Regions from separate parts of the Homo sapiens genome. Here region 1 is linked to region 2. Evidence: read pairs that join two places in POLR2A ChIA-PET (ENCODE). Cell type or tissue: Caco-2. All regions are shown on one strand. Each heading gives the region's core, and the rest is flanking DNA. Links, peaks and the distances in the headings are about the cores only. Region 1 overlaps HSD17B12 (hydroxysteroid 17-beta dehydrogenase 12). Region 2 overlaps LOC124902807 (potassium/sodium hyperpolarization-activated cyclic nucleotide-gated channel 4-like).

The links. Peaks named below come from ENCODE experiments on the same cell type or tissue, not always from the same donor. Only the 100,000 strongest peaks of a DNase experiment are listed, where the experiment ranks them.
Region 1: POLR2A ChIA-PET joins it to region 2 with 10 read pairs; 3 of 35 experiments call an interaction of 5 or more read pairs at or near these places.

What each region holds. Positions count from the first base shown.
Region 1 is chr11:43,706,276-43,716,311 of GRCh38, forward strand. The region is part of intron 1 of HSD17B12 (hydroxysteroid 17-beta dehydrogenase 12); the gene reads left to right. Among named protein-coding and RNA genes, the nearest start is that of HSD17B12, 31 kb to the left of the region's middle. In Caco-2, for the core only: no CTCF peak of the experiment used is centred there; no DNase peak of the experiment used is centred there.
Region 2 is chr11:43,569,177-43,579,212 of GRCh38, forward strand. The region is part of intron 2 of LOC124902807 (potassium/sodium hyperpolarization-activated cyclic nucleotide-gated channel 4-like); the gene reads right to left. MIR670HG (MIR670 host gene) reads left to right here and starts at 130. Exons shown (of 2, transcript NR_131246.1): 1 at 130-397; 2 at 591-1,224. It also overlaps a transcript of HSD17B12 not described here. RefSeq lists an enhancer at 6,179-6,921 and silencers at 7,843-8,137, 10,033-10,036. In Caco-2, for the core only: CTCF peaks have their summits at 4,265 (motif pointing left) and 8,039 (motif pointing right); DNase peaks (open chromatin) are centred at 6,494 and 7,998; H3K4me3 peaks cover 1,455 bases; H3K27me3 peaks cover 1,066 bases.

The DNA.
Region 1 (10,036 bases), core at 908-8,907, 140 kb after region 2:
GCTCATGCCTCTAATCTCAGCACTTTGGGAGGCCGAGGTGGGCAGATCACTTGAGGTCAGGAGTTCGAGACCAGCCTGGCCAAGATAGTGAAACCCCGTCTCTATTAAAAATACAAAAATTAGCCGTCATGAGGATGCATGCTTTTAATCCCAGCTACTTTGGAGGCTGAGGTAGAAGCATTGCTTGAACCTGGAAGGTGGAGGCTGCAGTGAGCCAAGATCACATCACTGCACTCTAGCCTGGGCAACAGAGTGAGACTCTGTATCAAAACAGAAAAAAGACCTCAGTCTGTGAAGACTTTGGTCATACACTATTGCTTGGGGTTTAAGGGAAGCTGCCTTTTTGGTTGGGGGTATCCTTTCTGATAAAAGAGATTCAGTAACTTAGTCAAGCTTTGCTCTGTGAATGAAGGGGTGTGTGTGTGTGTGTGTGTGTGTGTGTGTGTTGTGGGGGGTGGGTGTGCATTCTTTTCCTGCCTTCTGGTTTTATAGGAGAAATACTCATTGGGTCTTGGAAAGACGACACTTCCTGTGTTTAAGGTACAGTATTATGCTGACTAGTAAAATAATCTTAATTCTTTGATAATGGGCCAAAGGCAAGTACAAGATGAATAGGAAAGCTATTATTACAGGTTTTAATTTTGAAAATTTTATGCCTCTTTTTCTATTTTTTGTTATATTTTTATATTACTGTCATTTCTGCCCCTTATTTGGTACTGATGCCTCATATCAGGGATATGACATATACCATAGATATATCATCAAGAGTAAGATATAACATCAGAGAAGTTATATCGTCTATTCTTAGGTTCTCTCCACACCCCATAGTTATTCTTTTATTTAACTGATTCAATAAATTAATTGATCACCACTGGTATGTCAGACGCTTTGCAATGCCTAGGGGTGTAGCAGTGAACAAAATGGGCAAAGTCTTTGCTCTCATGGAGCCTGCATTTTAATGAGGAAAGATGGACAATAAGCAGACATTTGGTAAGTTTGGTGGTGAAACGTACTAAGAAGAAAAATAAAGTAGATGATAGAATAATAGAGGAGGATAGAGAGGAAGTTTGTATCCCTGCTTCTTTGCATAGGATGATGGTTAGGGAAGATTTTCTCGATACGTTGACATTTAGACTGAGACCTGAATGGAATTTCTTTACTCCACTCCAACCATACTGGCCTCTTTGCCATTCCTTGTGTATTTACAGCACAAACTTTGTACTAATTTATCCCTTTGCCTAGAATACTCTTCTGAGAGATAGTCACAATTTAAATAAGTAGGGAAAAGGATTGGGAGTTATCAGTTGTGTTACCAGGCAAATGGAATTCCCTCTTCTATTAGAAGTGCAGAGGATGGGTCTGGCAGCCATTGAATTGTGTAGAATTATGGTTTCTTTAGTGAATCACTTCTAAAATAACATGCATAATTTGTTTAAATATACATGATGTTTAGGATAATTTTTTTGAAGACTTAATTAATCTCACCTGTTATTTTTCCCGCACTTGTTACTTTACAAAAATTAAAGTGGACTATCTAACAAAAAACTAAGTTGTCTTGGTCAGTTTGGGCTGCTGTGACAGAATACTATAGACTAGATGGCTGAAACAAAACAAATTTATTGCTAAAAATTCTGGAGGCTGGGAAGTCCAAGATCAAAGCTTCTGATGTCAGGTGAGGGATTTTTCCTGGTTTGCAGATGGCTGTCTTTCATTGTATCTTCACATGCTTGTGTCTTTTTTTGTAAGGGCATTAATCCCATTAATAATTACCTCCCAAAGGCCCCACCCGCAGATACCATCACATTGGAGATTTAAGCTTCAACGTATGAATTTGGGGGGATGCAAACATTCAGTCCCAGAGCATAAGTTATAATATTTTGTCAGTTGACCTAATAAAACATGATATCCTGGGTAACAGCATAGAGGTAATCACATTACTTTTAACACAAATAAAAGCTTGGAAAGCTTTTTGGTAAGCTGAAGAGGAATAACAGTTTTATTCTAATGCAATTTTTAAAACAACAATAGGCTATTGTTTTACACATCTCTCTGAAAACTATACATTTATTGACTTTATCTAGAAGGGCAGTAACTATGTATCTCTTTATTAATCTTTCTCCTAAACATACTGAAAATATTTTGCAGTACACCCTTAGGACTTATTAGGTTTATAAAGAAAAGGCAGCTGTGAATGAAATGCTGAATTGCATCCCCCATTGGATCAACTCTAAAATAATTATGCAAAAAATAAGAATAACCCCATTTTTGCTGAACATATAAATTTTATCATTGCAAAAGAACTGAATAGTTCAACACCACATTCTCATGGAGATGTCTTACTGGGACCGCAGTAGTTGGGTGTACTATTGTTGAAAAAGATAATTTCTATTTGTATGTAGGTTACTCTGTGCCTAAAATGGATCATTTCTACCATCGTATTTTATCTTCCTTGTTTTCCACCTCATCTTTTATTTATACTTCATAGATCATGATATTTGGAGCATATTTGGCTATTAGCCAATTAGTGCTTATCTTTTATAATGGTTTTCAAGGATAACAGAGATAAATTAAATTCCAAAATATTACTGAAACATCATTCCCAATAGCAACTATAACCTTCTTCTCGCCCGTGCTTTTTCTGGAACTATAGAACAGACCAAATGAGATTTCACCTTTTTTTTGTTTTTAAGCTAACTGTGCCCTCCAGTGGAGAAAACACAGGGCAGTGAAATAGCTCAGGTAAGAAGCAGCAGAGAGGAGAGGATGTAACACAGCCAGGTAAAGTTCAAGCTGCGTAGCTGTTTTCTACATAAAAGAAAGAAATTGTTTTCACCCCTCATAAGCAAGACTTTTTTTTTTCTTTTTTTTGAGACAGAGCCTTGCCCTGTCGCCCAGGCTGGAGTGCAGTGGCATGATCTTGGCTCACTGCAACCTCTGCCTCCCAGGTTCAAGTGATTCTCCTGCCTCAGCCTCCCGAGTAGCGGGGATTACAGGCGCGCACCACCACACCTGGCTAAGTTTTGTAATTTTAGTAGAGACAGGGTTTTGCCATGTTGGCCAGGCTGGTTGCAAACTCCTGACCTCAGGTGATCCGCCTGCCTTGGCCTCCCAAAGTGTTGGGATTACAGGCGTGAGCCACTGCACCTGGCCCATAAGCAAGACTATTATGCATAAGTCCTCCTCTTGATGAATTTGTTGATGAATCAAAGAAGGATATATTATCATTTCTCTGACTTAATGTCTTTGATGCAATGCTTTTCAGCCTTTTGTCCTCTCTGGTAGGATGTATTCAGTTTTTGACACATTAGGCAAGTGTAACAGGAGGTGAGTAATTGGATTTTTTTCTCCCCTAGAATGAACTCAAATGATAACTTTTAATTTTTTAAATTTTTTGAACAGATGAAAGAAAACCTTAAATTAAGTAGATATAAACAAGAAACATTTTGCTGCTACTTGTATATTCAAATCATTCAGAAAACTATGAATTGACTATGACTCCCCCTTTTTTGAATAGAAAAGGGAGAGAGTTGACCTGACCTCTGTGGCTTGGCCTGAACTTGATCTCTTGGTGAACACTGGGCTTCATCAGTGTGAATGGTGACTATGTGTGACTGAGCACCTGTGAGGGTTACAGAGGCACGTGTTCAGAACATGGGCTGGTATGTGTGCAACTCTGGGCTGGGGAATGGAGCCAGGTTTAGGGGATGCTAGACTGCCTGTGTTTCTGCCCTTCCAGGGAGGGAGAACTAGGTAACTAAGTTGAAGCTGAAATGTTAAAGGAGGCTTGATGGTTTTGTGTTGGTGGAAATTGGGAGATACGTTTCCCTAAAAGAATATAGTGGGTGATAGTTGAGAAACAGTAAACAGAGGCTTTCTTTTTCTTAACTCTTATAAAACCCTGAGCCAACTATCCTTACAATGAGTTGTCATTTGAAGTTTTCTACATACTCAAGAAATATGTTTCCTTATCTTATTTTAATGGAGCGTATCTTCTGCAAACCTTTTTACAGTTAGAGTGATTCTTAAAATTTAGGCACATACAGGACAATTAGACATAAAAAGACTTGACTTACAGATTTTAAAGCAGGGATCCTTGCATGGTAGACTTTCAAAATGATAGTATCTTTTACTTGAACCATCTTTTGCAAAGTAACATAAATATCTCAGAGACACTGCCAGAGCGAACTCACTTTTAGAAAAAGCAGGATATGTAAACTTTTAGTGATAAATTTTGAAATTCTTGAGGGGAAATGATATGTGATTTAAGTTCCTTCAAAATAATTTATCTTTATTTTATTTTTATTTTAAATAATGAATTATGTTTTAAGATCTGATTCATTCTGAACTATAACTGACTCTAGAGGGTGCTTAATGAGCACTGAAGACTTCCTAAAGATTTATATTGAAGATGATTTTTATTAAAATGAAGTTTATTTGGGGTTTTAATCCAGTATTTGAAAATAAACCATATTTTGCCCTCCCAAGAGAGCCTAGAGCAAAAATACTTAGTTGTCAGTATTTTTTCGTTTTTTTGAGATGGAGTCTTGCTCTGTTGCCCAGACTGGAGTACAGTGGCACGATCTCAGCTCACTGCAACCTCCACCTCCTGGGTTCAAGTGATTCTCCTGCCTCAGCCTTCCGAACAGGTGGGACAACAGGTGCATGCGCCACCACGCCTGGCTAATTTTTGTATTTTTAGTAGAGATAGGGTTTCACTATGTTGGCCAGGCTGGTCTCGAACTCCTGACCTCAAGTGATCCACCCACCTTAGCTTCCCAAAGTGCTGGGATTACAGGCATGAGCCACCGTACCTGGCCTAGCTGTCATTCTTTTTAAAGTAGGTAAATAATTTACCATTGTTCTTAGAAACTCTTTGAAAATTCCATTGAATTTGTGGGATTTCTATAAACTACCTTTGAATCATGCTTTTGAAAGCTTGTTTAATATTTCAAAAGAAAAGAACCTACTTCATGCATATAAAATATAAATCTTAGTACTGGATTAGTGTATCATTTTATAAATTTAGTTGTTTGCACAGATATTTATTTTATCTTTAGAAAGAAGCTATTCAAAAAGCACATTCTAAAGTTAGATTTTACAGAACATTTAGGTTTTAGAGTAATGTATGCTTCTTATATTTTTAGCAGGTAGAGTACTTTTAAAACTATGGTGTGTTTTTTTGTTTGCTTGGTTGGTTGGTTTTTTTTTTTTTTTTTTGAGACAGGGTCTTGCTCTGTTGCCGAGGCTAGAGTGCAGTGGTACAATCACGGCTTACTGTAGCATCAGCCTCCCGGGCTTAAGTGATCCTCCCACCTCAGCCTCCCAAGTAGCTGCAGCTACACATGTGTACTACCACACCTGACTAATTTTTATATTTTGAGTAGAGACGGGTTTTTGCCTTGTTGCCCAGGTTGGTCTCAAACTCCTGGGCCCAATTGATTTGTACACCTTGGCCTCCCAAAGTGCTAGGATTACAGGCATGAGCCACCACACCCGGCCTACAGTGTGATGTATTAATTTGAAGAAAATTTTCAGACTTTTCAGATGGGAAAGCTTTTAGAAAATTGCTGTCTTAACCCAAACTTCAAAGATGGTGATGATAAAGATATACATTGTAAAGCAAAAATAAAATTTGAAGGGCCCCCCAGCCCCCTGCAGCCATCTGAATGGACTCCCTCATCAGCAAGGGCACTGTAAAATTTAACCTGAAAGACTGACTCAGGCCATGAAGTAGGGGTTGGACATGCCTCATTATACCCCTCCAGCATTAACATCAACACAGACCTTAAGTCTGATAAGAAACATTTACAATCTATTTTCTCTGAAGCCTGCTACTTGGAGGCTTTGTCTGTATAATAAAACCTTGGTCTCAGCCTGGCGCAGTGGCTCATGCCTCTAATCCCAGGACTTTGGGAGGCGGAGGCGGGCAGATCACGAGGTCAGGAGATCAAGACCATCCTGGCCAACATGGTGAAACCCCGTCTCTACTAAAAATACAAAAATTAGCTGGGCATGGTGGCATGTGCCTGTAGTCCCAGCTACTCAGGAGGCTGAGGCAGGAGAATTGCTTGAACCAGGGAGGCGGAGGTTGTAGTGAGCTGAGATGTTGCCACTGCACTCCAGCCTGGCGACAGAGTGAGACTCTGTCTCAAAAAATGAAGAAACAACCAAAAAGCTTGGTCTCCACAACCCCTTATCTTAACCCAGAGATTTTTTTTTCTACTGATAATAACTCTTTCAACCAATTGCCAATCAGAATATGTTTAAATCTACCTATGACCTAGAAGCCCCTCCCCTGCACTGAGTTTTCCTGCCCTTCCAGATCTAACCAATGTAAATCTTACGTGTATTGATTGGTGTATATATCTTCCCTAAGATGTATAAAAGCAAGCTGTACCCCAACTATCTTGGGGTACAGCTTCTGAGGCTGTGTCATGGGTGCGTCCTTAACGTTGGCAAAATTAACTTTCTAAACTGACTGAGACCTCTCTCAGATTTTGAGTTCACAACGTTTACAAAAGGTCTGTGTTATAGTGAGAAAACTTTGCTAAACAAAATGAGTTATCCTTCATTGGAGTATTAGTCATTGCAGAGAATGAATGTTAATGTAAACTTTTACATGATGTCAGCCTATGAAAAAGTGATGTGTTTCCATACTACCCGTTTGTTTAACATTTCTTCAGAAATATCACACTGTTTTCATTACTGCAGGCAGAGAATCATATTAGAAAAATTCAGTAATTTGATGTGAAACCTATGTTTTACTCATTGAAGGCACTGTTATCCAACAGAACTTTTTATGATAATGGAAATATTCTGTATCTACACTGTACAATTTGGTAGTCACCAGCTTTTTTAAATTTTTTTGTTATACTTTAAGTTCTAGGGTACATGTGCACAACGTGCAGGTTTGTTGCATATGTATACATGTGCCACGTTGGTGTGCTACACCCATGAACTCGTTATTTACATTAGGTATATCTCCTAATGCTATCCCTCCCCCTCCCCCCACCCTACAACAGGCCCCAGTGTGTGATGTTCCCCTTCCTGTGTCCAAGTGTTCTCATTGTTCAATTCCCACCTATGAGTGAGAACATGTGGTGTTTGGTTTTTTGTCTTTGCGATAGTTTGCTGAGAATGATGGTTTCCAGCTTCATCCATGTCCCTACAAAGGACATGAACTCATCCTTTTTTATGGCTGCATAGTATTCCATGGTGTATATGTGCCACATTTTCTTAATCCAGTCTATCATTGTTGGACATTTGGCTTGGTTCCAAGTCTTTGCTATTGTGAATAGTGCTGCAGTAAACATACGTGTGCATGTGTCTTTATAGCAGCATGATTTGTAATCCTTTGGGTATATCCAGTTATGGGATAGCTGGGTCAAATGGTATTTCTAGTTCTAGATCCCTGAGGAATCGCCACACTGTCTTCCACAATGGTTGAACTAGTTTACCGTCCCACCAACAGTGTAAAAGTGTTCCTATTTCTCCACATCCTCTCCAGCACCTGTTGTTTCCTGACTTTTTAATGATTGCCATTCTAACTGGTATGAGATGGTATCTCATTGTGGTTTTGATTTGCATTTCTCTGATGGCTTGTGATGATGAGCATTTTTTCATGTGCCTGTTGGCTGCATAAATGTCTTCTTTTGAGAAGTGTCTGTTCATATCCTTCACCCACTTGTTGATGGGGTTGCTTTTTTCTTTTATATTTGTTAGAGTTCTTTGTAGATTCTGGACATTAGCCCTTTGTCAGATGAGCAGATTGCAAAAGTTTTCTCCCATTCTGTAGGTTGCCTGTTCACTCTGATGGTAGTTTCTTTTGCTGTGCAGAAGCTCTTTGGTTTAATTAGATCCCATTTGTCAATTTTGGCTTTTGTTGCCATTGCTTTTTGTGTTTTAGACATGAAGTCCTTGCCCATGCCTATGTCCTGAATGGTATTGCCTAGGTTTTCTTCTAGGGTTTTTATAGTTTTAGGTCTAACATTTAAGTCTTTAATCCATCTTGAATTAATTTTTGTATAAGATGTAAGGAAGGGATCCAGTTTCAGCTTTCTCCATATGGCTAGCCAGTTTTCCCAGCACCATTTATTAAATAGGAAATCCTTTCCCCATTTCTTGATTTTGTCAGGTTTGTCAAAGATCAGATAGTTGTAGATGTGTGGTATTATTTCTGAGGGTTCTGTTCTGTTCCATTGGTCTGTATCTCTGTTTTGGTACCAGTATCATGCTGTTTTGGTTACTGTAGCCTTGTAGTATAGTTTGAAGTCAGGTAGCATGATGCCTCCAGCTTTGTTCTTTTGGCTTAGGATTGACTTGGTGATGCGGGCTCTTTTTTGGTTCCATATGAACTTTAAAGTAGTTGTTTCCAATTCTGTGAAGAAAGTCATTGGTAGCTTGATGGGGATGGCATTGAATCTATACATTACCTTGGGCAGAATGGCCATTTTCATGATATTGATTCTTCCTATCTATGAGCATGGAACGTTCTTCCATTTGTTTGTATCCTCTTTTATTTCGTTGAGCAGTGGTTTGTAGTTCTCCTTGAAGAGGTCCTTCACATCCCTTGTAAGTTGGATTCCTAGGTATTTTATTCTCTTTGAAGCAATTGTGAAGGGGAGTTCACTCATGGTTTGGCTCTCTATTTGTCTGTTATTGGTGTATAAGAATGCTTGTGATTTTTGCACATTGATTTTGTATCCTGAGACTTTGCTGAATTTGCTTATCAGCTTAAGGAGATTTTGGGCTGAGACGATGGGGTTTTCTAGATACACAATCATGTCATCTGCAGACAGGGACAATTTGACTTCCTCTTTTCCTAATTGAATACTCTTTATTTCTTTCTCCTGCTTGATTGCCCTCGCCAGAACTTCCAACACTATGTTGAATAGGAGTGGTGAGAGAGGGCATCCCTGTCTTGTGCCAGTTTTCAAAGGGAATGCTTCCAGTTTTTGCCCATTCAGTATGATATTGGCTGTGGGTTTGTCATAAATAGCTCTTATTATTTTGAGATACGTCCCATCAATACCTAATTTATTGAGAGTTTTTAGCATGAAGGGCTGTTGAATTTTGTCAAATGCCTTTTCTGCATCTATTGAGATAATCATGTGGTTTTTGTCTTTGGTTCTGTTTATATGCTGGATTACGTTTATTGATTTGGGTATGTCGAACCAGCCTTGCATCCCAGGGATGAAGCCCACTTGATCATGGTAGATAAGCTTTTTGATGTGCTGCTGGATTTGGTTTGCCAGTATTTTATTGAGGATTTTTGCATCAATGTTCATCTGAGATATTGGTCTAAAATTCTCTTTTTTTGTTGTGTCTCTGCCAGGCTTTGGTATCAGGATGATGCTGGCCTCATAAAATGAGTTAGGGAGGATTTCCTCTTTTTCTATTGATTGGAATAGTTTCAGAAGGAATGGTACCAGCTTCTCCTTGTACCTCTCGTAGAATTTGGCTGTGAATCTGTCTAGTCACCAGCTATTGAGAGCTTGGAATGTGGCCAGTGTGACTGACGAACTGAATTTTTAATTTTGTTTCATTTTAATTAAAAATTAAATTAATAGCAATGTGTATCTAGTGGCTACCCTGTTGGACTGCACTGATTTTAAGTCCTCCTGCTAGGTGATAGGTGTATCTGGGATTGAATTATGACTCTGATGGTGCATATGTGTATCTGTTTAGTCCTTTGAACTTTTATAATCCTGCCTGAGGTACTATAACATGCAAGCACCTTGTTTTCAAATAGCCACATTTATGTGAAAAGAAGAGGAATTGTGTTCTGAAAACTAAGTTAAGTTTAGGTTAAACCTGAAACTTAACTTAATTTAAAAAATCCTCTGACTTTTTAACAAACCCGTAGATTAAATTGCATTTGCCCTTTGGATGTGTCTCAAACCCTGAAGGTTTTCTTCTGTGCTTTTGAGTTAAAATGCAGGTAGCATATAACAGGTGACTGCAAAATGGAGGGACTGATGAAAACAAAACAAAAGCAACCACAAACCAGAACTTATATCTACTCTGTAGGAATTTT
Region 2 (10,036 bases), core at 2,036-10,035:
CTCTAAATCTACACAGTGGGACAGTGGCTACAGCAGACATCACTCAGCTCCCCACTCCTGACTTGAGACCTTCCACTAGTTGCCCCTTCCCCTAAAAACAGAGTGATGTCATAATGGTATCAGAATGGCACTTGCTGATAACAACACAGAAATAACAAGGGCAGACTTTCTGCAGTGTCTCCTGAGCAATTGGTTGTCATTGTCCTAAACAGAGCAGCTAGGTTAAAAAGATTTATCCATAATGTAACCTCCTGGCCCTCAGCTATGGGTGGAAGCAGCACTTTCTGGTTTGACCTCCTAATACCACAAACTCCACTTTGCCAGAAAAGTGACTTCTTGATGAATAGTCTGTTCAGATAGGCCAATTTGGAGTATATTCATATTTGGCCACCTGCTGGTAAGACTGATCATCCCCTTGCCCAGCTGTAGCTTTGAGCATCTGCCCCCATGTTGCCCCCATCCCCAGTAAAGCCAAAATGGTCCCATCGAAGGAGGGGAGGGGAGAGCCTGGAAATGAACACTCCCAGGGAATTGTGAGTGATGGAATGTGGATTGCTGACACCATGTCCCTTTCCTCTTGCTTGTTGTAGGAGCGTCAATGACCAAGAGGAGACCAGATGAGTTTTCAAAGCAGTCCTCAAACACCCAGGACACACCTCATCCTTTACCTCGTGCTTTCTGCAATGTTGCTGTTCATGTTCATCTTCCTATTAACATTTGCCATAATAACCCCTCATTGACCACCATCATTCCTCCATCCACCACCAACTCAGCTCCTTCTCTAAAGTGCCCTCTAATGGGCAGTGGCTTTGGTCTCTGTTTGGCAAATTATGTCCAGAGGGTTAACATTAATTTCTCTTTCTCCTATTCCTCCCTCATGCTAGATTCAGTCCATCACTCAGCCTCCTGTCAGGAAAACCATAGCAAATCCTACTTTCTGCTAAAATGAAGTTACAAGACACTTTTCCAGAGTAGTCACACTCAATGAAGGGACCCAGGGTGTATCTGAGTGTGATGTAATTGAAACCACATGGAAAGACTAGAAATACCTTGCTCCCAGTCAGATATAGTGAAACAGCTTACTCAAGACTGGACTAAGATTTAGAATATAGGGGGGCTAGGGAGGAGAAAGAGAAAGATCCTCAGAAGTGGATTGTCCCTGAATACAGGATGAAATCATCTAGATTTTTTTCTCCAATTAAATTTGCATTTCATTCAACCACATTGCAATGGCTTCATACTGGGCATTTTCATTTGAGACCCAAGGCTTTTCTTCATGGGTCCTGAGCCACAGGTTCCTGGATGGTGAGGTAAGTGGCATTTGCCCGCACTGTCTAGGGTGGTTTGTAGTGCTTTGATAAACCCTGTGCTGATGAGTCAGATCCACCCTGTTAGGCCCTAAAATTTGTCCTCTATTGGTCCCTCTTTACCCAAATGCTCTTCAGGGATCCTAGCCCAGACATAGATGTTAGTCCAGCCTCACAATGTTAATTTAGACCTCTATAAAACCAAAACAGATCCTGAGGATTGACCAAACCAGAATTTGTTGTCTCTTTCTCAAAGACAATCACTACTACAAAAAGTGTAGCTCTCTGAAAACCCACCATACCTAGAAAGTGTATTTTCTCCCCTCCCCTTTTCTTTCTACTTTTATAGGTAAGCTAGCACTGATGGAAGATACCAGGTTTTCAAATGTGAACTGAAGTCTCTCTTCTCATGACAAGATTCAGATCCAATTCATTATTTAACTAATAGCCTCTCCAATAAGTACAAAAAATCTTGCCTATCCAGCAGATATGTTAGTCCATTATTCCTCTATGTCCCCCAGCCTATACTTATTAGACTAGGAATTAAAGAAATACAATCCCCATTCTTTACTCTTGGCCTACCAGATATAGTGATCCAAGCTTAGTAGATCAGCAGCTAATTGCAAGGCTGCTTTAATAGTGAATGAATAAAAAGTTCTGCTAATTCAGACCTACCCAACACCCATGAATTTGTGATTGAGCTATCTCTCTGCCTGCTGAATTCAGGTAGATAAACAACTGTCCTTCAACCACAAGGTTAAGGCTAAACTTATGCAGGTATCTCTAAACATGCTGCAGATTGTTCTTTTCTCTCTGTGGCCATGCTTCCCAACCCCTGACACCTTTCTATTTAGCCTCTGCTAAGCTCAAGTGTGCTGGAATCCTGATCCCTGCCCCAGCCTCAGCCCCCTATCATGTGCTTGCTTTAGCTCCCCTGTCTTTGCTGAGATCCTCACCATGAAACCAACTCTAGGTATTCCTGAGTGACTCTCTAGGTTCTCATTCTCTCCAATGTGCCTTTTATCAGCAAGGCATGGGAAAACCTATCATCTGGTTCTCCAAGGTGTCCAGCAGTTAGAATGGCTGAGAGGAGGGCATTTGAGTTTGCCCATCGATAATGGGGTTGTGCGAAAAGCAGATATTGTCTCAACTGTTCTGAAGTTGAACAATGTTACTTTCAGGTGAATAGACTGTTGAGACTATTTTGAGTTGTTGATGGCAACCAAAAAAAAAGGGGGAAGGGGTGGAATTACAGTCACTTTCCTCCAGCATCCAGTGGTCCTTAAAACTTTCACCCTCAAATCTCCAAATATGCTGGCTTCTAAGAAGTGCTTTCCAAGACCGAATATACTTCTTGATCAGGGTAAGTGATGAAAATGTGTATTTAACAAGGGGAGGGGATCTTGAAATAGCCTGAATTATGCATGCTGTGGCCTATCTACCCCCACCGTGCTAATGGCTCAGCCTATAAAGTTTTCAGAATCAGAAAAATAATCAGAGATGCTAGTTTCTGAAGGAGCGACGGAGGACTAGGATGACTAGCTAACTCAAGGTGCATGTAGACTTTCTGCTGTTCTTACTTTAGGAAAGGTTTCTTGGAAGACTGGACCAGGGAGTTCCTAATTCTTCCCTGGACCATCTCAGGGGCATCCTCGGTGTGAGTGGAAGCATGCTTGGATGCAGCAGCCTGAATGAATGTCAAGTTCACTGCATCTCCACCACAAACTGGTTGGTTTCAGGCAAATCCCTTGAGTTTTGGATGAGGCTAAACCAGCTAGGGCTTTCCTTGAAATAGGATGGAGGGGTCTCTTCTCACAGGCAGAGAGCCTTATTCAGGGGGCATCTATTCGCTAACAGGCTTCTTAGGAGGAATAGATCAGTCTCGTTATTCAGAAAATGTCTGAGAAAGTCCCAGACACCTCCAACTCCACATGTTGGGGGATAGACCTGGAATATTAAAGATCAGAGGTTGGAATCGAGGCAACATGATGGAGTGATGTGGCATGAGTATTGGAGCCATACAGATATGAATTTGATCTGATCCTTAGTTTTGTAACTTCAAGTTCTAAGACTTTTAGACAAGCTGTTTAAACGTTATGGTCTCCATTTCCCTAGCTTTCAAATGGGAAAAATAATAACTGTTTTGGGAGTGATTTCTATGCTCAACAAGCCTAAGGGGTAGGTACCATTATCATAATGACACCTAGAGAATTGCCTTAAGGATTAAATAAAGCTTCTTATGTAAAAGTGTCCGGCACAGTGTCTGGCATATAGTTGAAGCTGAAAAACTATTGGTTTCTTCTCTCTCCCTCTTTTCCTTAGGCCAAAATAGTTCTGCTCCCTGATGAAGACACCTTTAGGAAAAGAGGAATCCTTTTCCTAGACTTCCTCCCTGAGGGACTTCCCTTGGTTGATATCATGGGAGCTGGACTGTTTTTCCTTCTCCAAATCCAGTACATTACCTACTGGCATTTTTCGTGGTGCTTGGGGAGGAGACAGTCGACGCAGGCAGGAGTTTCTGGGCTTCGCTCACCCTGAAAGAGAGGAGACTCAGTTCTTTTCAAGGGCTTCGTGATAAGCAGCCTACTCCCACAAGCCCTCTGGGGGAGCATTGGGGGAACGAGTCCTCCTCATGCTTGGGATGCTCTGGAATGAGCTGGCAATGCAGAAGGCGGTTTTCACCTTGGACAGGTTCCACATCAGTCTATTCATTTGCAGGGTCTTTAGCTTGACTGCTCAGACAGGAATTGGGCACCACAGCCCTTAGTACAGGATGATGAGACAGCTCGGGAAGCCAATTTCACCAGCTCCAGCCCAGACATCCTCCAAAGGACCTGACTGAGGAGTAGGGGAAATGGAGATGCTAGCTATGGAGGTCTAACTTTCTGCAGATGTTTCTGCGGAGCTTCCAAGCCCCTCTCTGTCTTGATTACTGGAGCAAGACAGAAACAAGGCAGAGAGGCGCCCTCTTCTGGGAGGGAGGAGCAAAGACATTGAATCCACCAGGAAGCCGGCGTTACACCAGCATAATTTTGGCTGCTGCCCTTAAAGTTCTGATGTGCATTTCTTCCATTTCCAACGCTACCTTACTTGTTAGGACTAGATTCTGGGTTTGCTTAAAAGTTGTTAAGTGATTTTAAATGAATCTGTCTTGATCTCAACATCAGACACAATAACACTCAGCCACTATATACAGCATAGAAAGCAGTTACATTCTAAAGTGCCCTGCTCTGTATAGTTTCAATAGTCCAAACAGAAACCATGTGGCTTCTGTGAATGTGCCCACACACATGAATTTATGCTTACACATACCTAATTTCATATCTAAAAACATACCTACTCTGTGCCTTTAAAAACATGTTTAGCCTGACATTTTCATTAATCCAAGGAGACTTTATTGAAACACTGCCGGCGTCTCCTGTCCATCTGGCCACATTTGATGACCCCATGTGATAAGTCATCTTCAGTGCAAGAACCAGGGCCGCCTCCCTCTCATTGATATTTCTCCTGACTGCACACCTCCCAACTGCAGCAACATTCTCACATGCATGCATGTATGCAATCGTGAGCTAAAAATAAACAGCTGCTGATGGGCTGCCAGAGGGTGTCCTCCATACACAGCAGACGTCCTCTGTCTCCCTTTAGTAGGCACAGCTAAAGCCACAGACAGGAATTGAGGGTAGTGGATGGGCTAAGCTTAACCCCAAATCTCTCAGGCAAGTTACAAAGAGTAGGAGATCCTGAAAAGGGAGATGACACAGCTGAGGCCCATGATCATTCTCTCCCAGGCCTTGTGCCCCAAATCCAAGTGATAACCTCTGGAAAAGTGTTTACTGGCATCAAAGGAAACCATTGCAGGGAAGGTCGATAATTAGGGTTAAGAAAGAAGATCAGCCATTCCTCCAGCCATGATTGTAAATAGCTCTCTGCTTTCTGGTTTTCCCCCTCTCAGGGCAGAAGTTATCCAAGTGGATCTAGGATATGTGTGCATTTAAGGAGGGTGATTTGTGTGCATGTGGTTTTGTTCAGATCTTCCAATCTGCAAGAATTCTCCCCACCTCCATCACTCATCAATCAAGAAACCCTTTGTCATGCTGAGGTGTGGCATTTCTTCTGCTGAAAACCTCAGATTCAGACACACCCCACACACCCTGAGACACACACATCCACACACACATGCACACCCTTCCTCACCCTTAGGAAGCAAGCTCCATTCAGATTGGTTTAAAAATAGCACTAATCCATTGAGCTCATTTTTCAGGGACATTATTTTAAGCAGAAAAAAGATATCCTGGTCTTTGAGAGGGAGAAAGGGTAAACGTCACCTCGCCTTAAAAAGTCCTGATAATGTCGCTGGAGACTAAGCATTTGCAGTCTTTGTTGAATTTTCTCCTCCTCCTACCATTCAACAAAAGTTATTTATTCCAGAATACCCTGCTATCTGGGTATTTATAGAGGTGAGTTTCCTCTTCGGGTGGAGAGCAGAGGGGAAAGCCGCAGTAGCAAGCCGGACACTCCCCTCTGGGCGCTCCCCACCGCCAGAACTGACGCCTTCGAGGGCGGTGGATTTGTGAATCAGCTCCCCTTTCCCCCACACAGGGGAGCCCCTAAATGGCTGCTGGCCATTTGCAAAGGGTTGTGTGCATGTGTGTATTTAATTGCAGGCTTATTTGTTTCTGCTCTGGGAGTCTGTCCGTCTCTCTGTAACTCGGATCATTGCTCTCTGGGAAGCTGTATAACTGGCTGATTCCGTGGGAGACCAGGCAGGATGCGTGGGCGCAGGAAACAGAAGAGGGAAAAGGAGGGAGAAAAAGAGAGCAGGAGGGAGAGAGCGGGAGCCTTAGAATCTGTTATTTGCGTCACTCGAGGAGCCGGGGCTATCTGCCCGACAAACACACAGAATTAATCCGAGTTACAGCCATAGCTGTCTATGCTACAGTGACCAGATGAGAAAGGGCGGGGAAAGGACGCGCGCGGGAGCGTGTGCACGGCCGAGTTTGCATTGGGCGTCTTGGGAGAGTTTGGGGAGGGGGCTGTCCTGCTGGGCACGCCCCTCGGGGCCCCGCTTGCCCGGTGCAGACTAGGCTGCAGCCTGCTCTGCAGCTGCCCAGCCCAAGCCTGGGGTGGCGCCCGCCTCGGCCGCCTCGCCTGCTCAGTGGCTGCGTGGAACACAAAGCGCTGTCTCCGAGCAGAAGCGTCTTCTCAGCTGAACCAGACCCACCAAAGAGGAGAATCTGCACGTGACGTCAGTAGCTGATGACTGACGCAGGCTGGCAAAGGAGACTCAAGGCGGCTGCTCCGCGCTGCCTTCATGAGTCTATTTTCTCCAGCCCCCTCGTAGTGAATTACTAGAACGCAAAACACACACACAGACACACATATGCAGCTTTCAAAATATACATTTCCAAAGGCGGTGTGTTGCAAACACAACGCGATTTTGCAGAGCGTGGGTGGGAAACGTGGGAAGGGTATGGATGATTTTTTTTTTCCTCATCTGGGAATCTCCATCGTGGATAGCAATCGCTTCTAGAGCTCTCCTGGGAAGCTCCTCTGGGGAAGGGGCTATGCCCCCCCACCCCCTACTTTCCTCAGCATGTAGGGAATCTGATCAATGGAGACATGCAGCTCTAAGAATACAACCACTCCAACGCCTTCTGCTCGGGGAGACTGCGAGGAGCTTGCAACAGGCAGAGACAGATGGGAGTTAACGGGAGGGAGGGAGAATATAAGAAATATTTGGGTATTTTTCTGATTTGAAAAACATTTTCTGCAGTTATGCAAGTGAGTCTGGTGGTGCAGGAAAAAAAAGTGAGGAGGGGGCGTTTAATGCACATTTAATGTTTTGGAAGTAAGGTTCCAGCGAAATGCCTTTGTGTGTGGAGGTTTTTTCAGTACTTGCTAAAAATAGCATCAGGGTTTGATCGTGTTCCAGAAATAAACCGAGGGCTGTACTGGGATAAAAAGCCAGCGCGGGTGGAAGAAAACCTGGACATCACCGCATTCCTCCCCCCACAACTATGTCTGGAAATTAATTGTTGGATTTTTCCTCTCCTCTCTCCTCTTTCCATCCACTTTCTCTTTCCTCCCCCTATGTTTCTCTTTCTCTCTCTTAAGGAGTTCCCGTTTGGGTAAGTAATATTATGTCATGTGCATGCCGCAGACTGTGAGTATGAGCTGACGCTTACTTTGTGCATGCTCCGGGGTTCTTTTTTGGCTGCCTTTTTTGCCCCTTCTAAAGAGGATAGTGGGACTGACTAGGGGGTAAGGGGTGTAGCTGTGTGCGTGTGTATGTGTATAATGAATTTGGGGCTGCATGCAAAGAAACCGAGAGAGGGAATTCTTGCAGAGCCGGGAATCACCCTGACGAATCTCTGAATCAATAGCTGCTGCAACTCTCTCTCGCGTTATGGGTCGGCGCTGTTGAGCTCGGTTTTCTCGATGGCCCCCTCCCCTCCCCATTTTCTCTGTCTTAAAGGATGGCCAGACACGATTTAATGGGCCATATCTCTGAGAGATTAATGGAGACTGTGCAATATAGATCAAAATTGCATGGATGGGGTTGGGTAAAGAGAGGGAAAAATCTCTACTCCTTTGACAAACCTCCCTTTTGGTTCCGGTCCGGGAACTAAGGACGGCGACCCTGGTTCGGGCTGGCCCAAGACTCGGTTGCTGTCCACGGAAGATAGGTGCTGAAAATGCCTTGGTCCTCAGTGAGTTCAGTTCCGTGCGCCAGGGGGCGGGGTTGGCGCCAGCTGCGGTTAGCCCCGCCCTGGATGCAGGAGAGGGATACGGGGACGAGAGGGTTAAGGATGTTCAAAGGGATAGTCGTGACTTCGGTGAGAGCTTTGGGGGGAAGGAGGGGTGAGTGGGAAGGAAAGGAAAAAAGATTTAAAGGAGGGGGAGCGAAGTGTTAGATTCGAGGATGAGCCAAGGCCCGGCGTTTCAGGAATGGAAGGCCAGTGGCTCACCGGCTTTCCCTGCAGAGGCCAGGCACTATCCGGGTCTCCATTCCCAGGATCCCGCACCTTCCCGCCAGTGGGTTTGAAAGATTTCTCCTCGGTGATGGTGACTCAAAATAAGAGCCTATAGGTTGTTTTATTCGGACCCTCGTCCCCTCCCACTTCATGCCCCCCATACCCCCGTATTCTGTAATTCCCGGGAGGTGTGTAAAGTAGTGTGGTGTGGCATTTTTCTTATTATTCCCCCCTTTTCGCATGCTAGTCATAGAAGCCCCAAGTGAGTTGGTGGAATTAGTGAATTAGAAGCCAAAGCACAGGAGTTGCTGGTGCGATGCGCAGAGAATCCAAGCTAGGGAACATCGCGGGGCGCCTTAAAGCCAAAAGCTAAAGGAGTCTAAATCAGCCTGAAGGGAAATTGGGGAGGAGGTGTTCTCTAAGTTGCCAAATGTTATTGGGAATACCATCAGCTCTCTGGGGTTGTGGGCTGGACCCAGACTGAGATTCAGTGCAGTCAGCTCCAGACACTTTGGCCGAATCTGTGGCCAGACAGGTGAGGAGGGAGGAAGATTATCAGAGGCAGAGGGGGAATGAGTATCACGCGCACACAAAGACATTCATGCTGATTAACTCCAGGAGAGGGAGAATAAAAGTACATCCTCAAGCTGGCCCGTGAGGATGGGCTGTAGACTGTGGGAGAAATGAAGCACTCTTGCAGGTCTGCAGTAAGATTTGTGTACGTGCAGGAATATTTTATATGTTTATTAAAAAATATAAACTCGGGACGGTGAGGTAAGTATTAGTGGGGCTAGCCTTCAGGACAGAGAAGAGACCAGGTCTCTCTGCTTCATTCACCCCTTCCCTTCTGTCAACAGCCTCTGGCTTTAGTGACCTGACCCCGATACAGGGTAACAGGGGTGCAGCCCGGGCCGGGGGATGAGAGGGTGGGTGAGTTATGTTTAGCTCAGAAGCCGTCCCTCTCTCGGAAGGTTCCCTGACTGAGACTGAATATTCAACTCATAATAGTAACAAGGGCTTTTACCGATGTGCAGAATAACACAAATAACGCTGCAACCCACACTTTGTCTTGACAATTCAGTTCAAACCAAAGCTGCTCACAGCCTCTCGGCCCACCCCGCGGCCTCCTCGTCATTCACTGGGACCTACTGGTTCCCTTTCCCAAGCCTCGCCCCTCTCAGCCCTGCAAGTTGCGTGGTTGTGTTTACAAATTCTGCCACAATTGCAAAGGAAATAGGGGTGGGGGGAGCGGTCGGGGCGGGAGTGGTGGTAGCGCCAATAAAGCACTTGCAACACGTGGAGCGGTGGTTGGGGGGAGGTGTCCAAGAGTCAAGAAGGGGGCGGAGGGACACCCCATGGCCTCATTTCCACCTCCCCATTCTTCCCCACCCCTTCTCATTGCTTGGCACAATGCACAAGTTTACCCCCCGAACTGGATCCTATTAAATAATTCAATGGTAGCGGTGTAATTTTGGTTGGAACCAGCACGGATTCCCAAGTCGTGACTGCAAAAAGTGAGTAATGCGCGCTGGCTGCGTCATGGCTCTAGTCACAGTTCATTCCGAACTGAGAAGGAATCGTGACTTCGCCTGGAGACGTCCCCTACATGGGAGATGGGGGGCGGGGGGGCACCAAATCAGTGGGGACGGGGGTGGGGGGGAAGACCTATCCAATGAAAACCGCTGCCAGGGGGGCATTTGAACTCCGTCGCTTGCTGTCTCGCTGTCCCCTCTCTGCCCCGCGCACCTCGCTCCC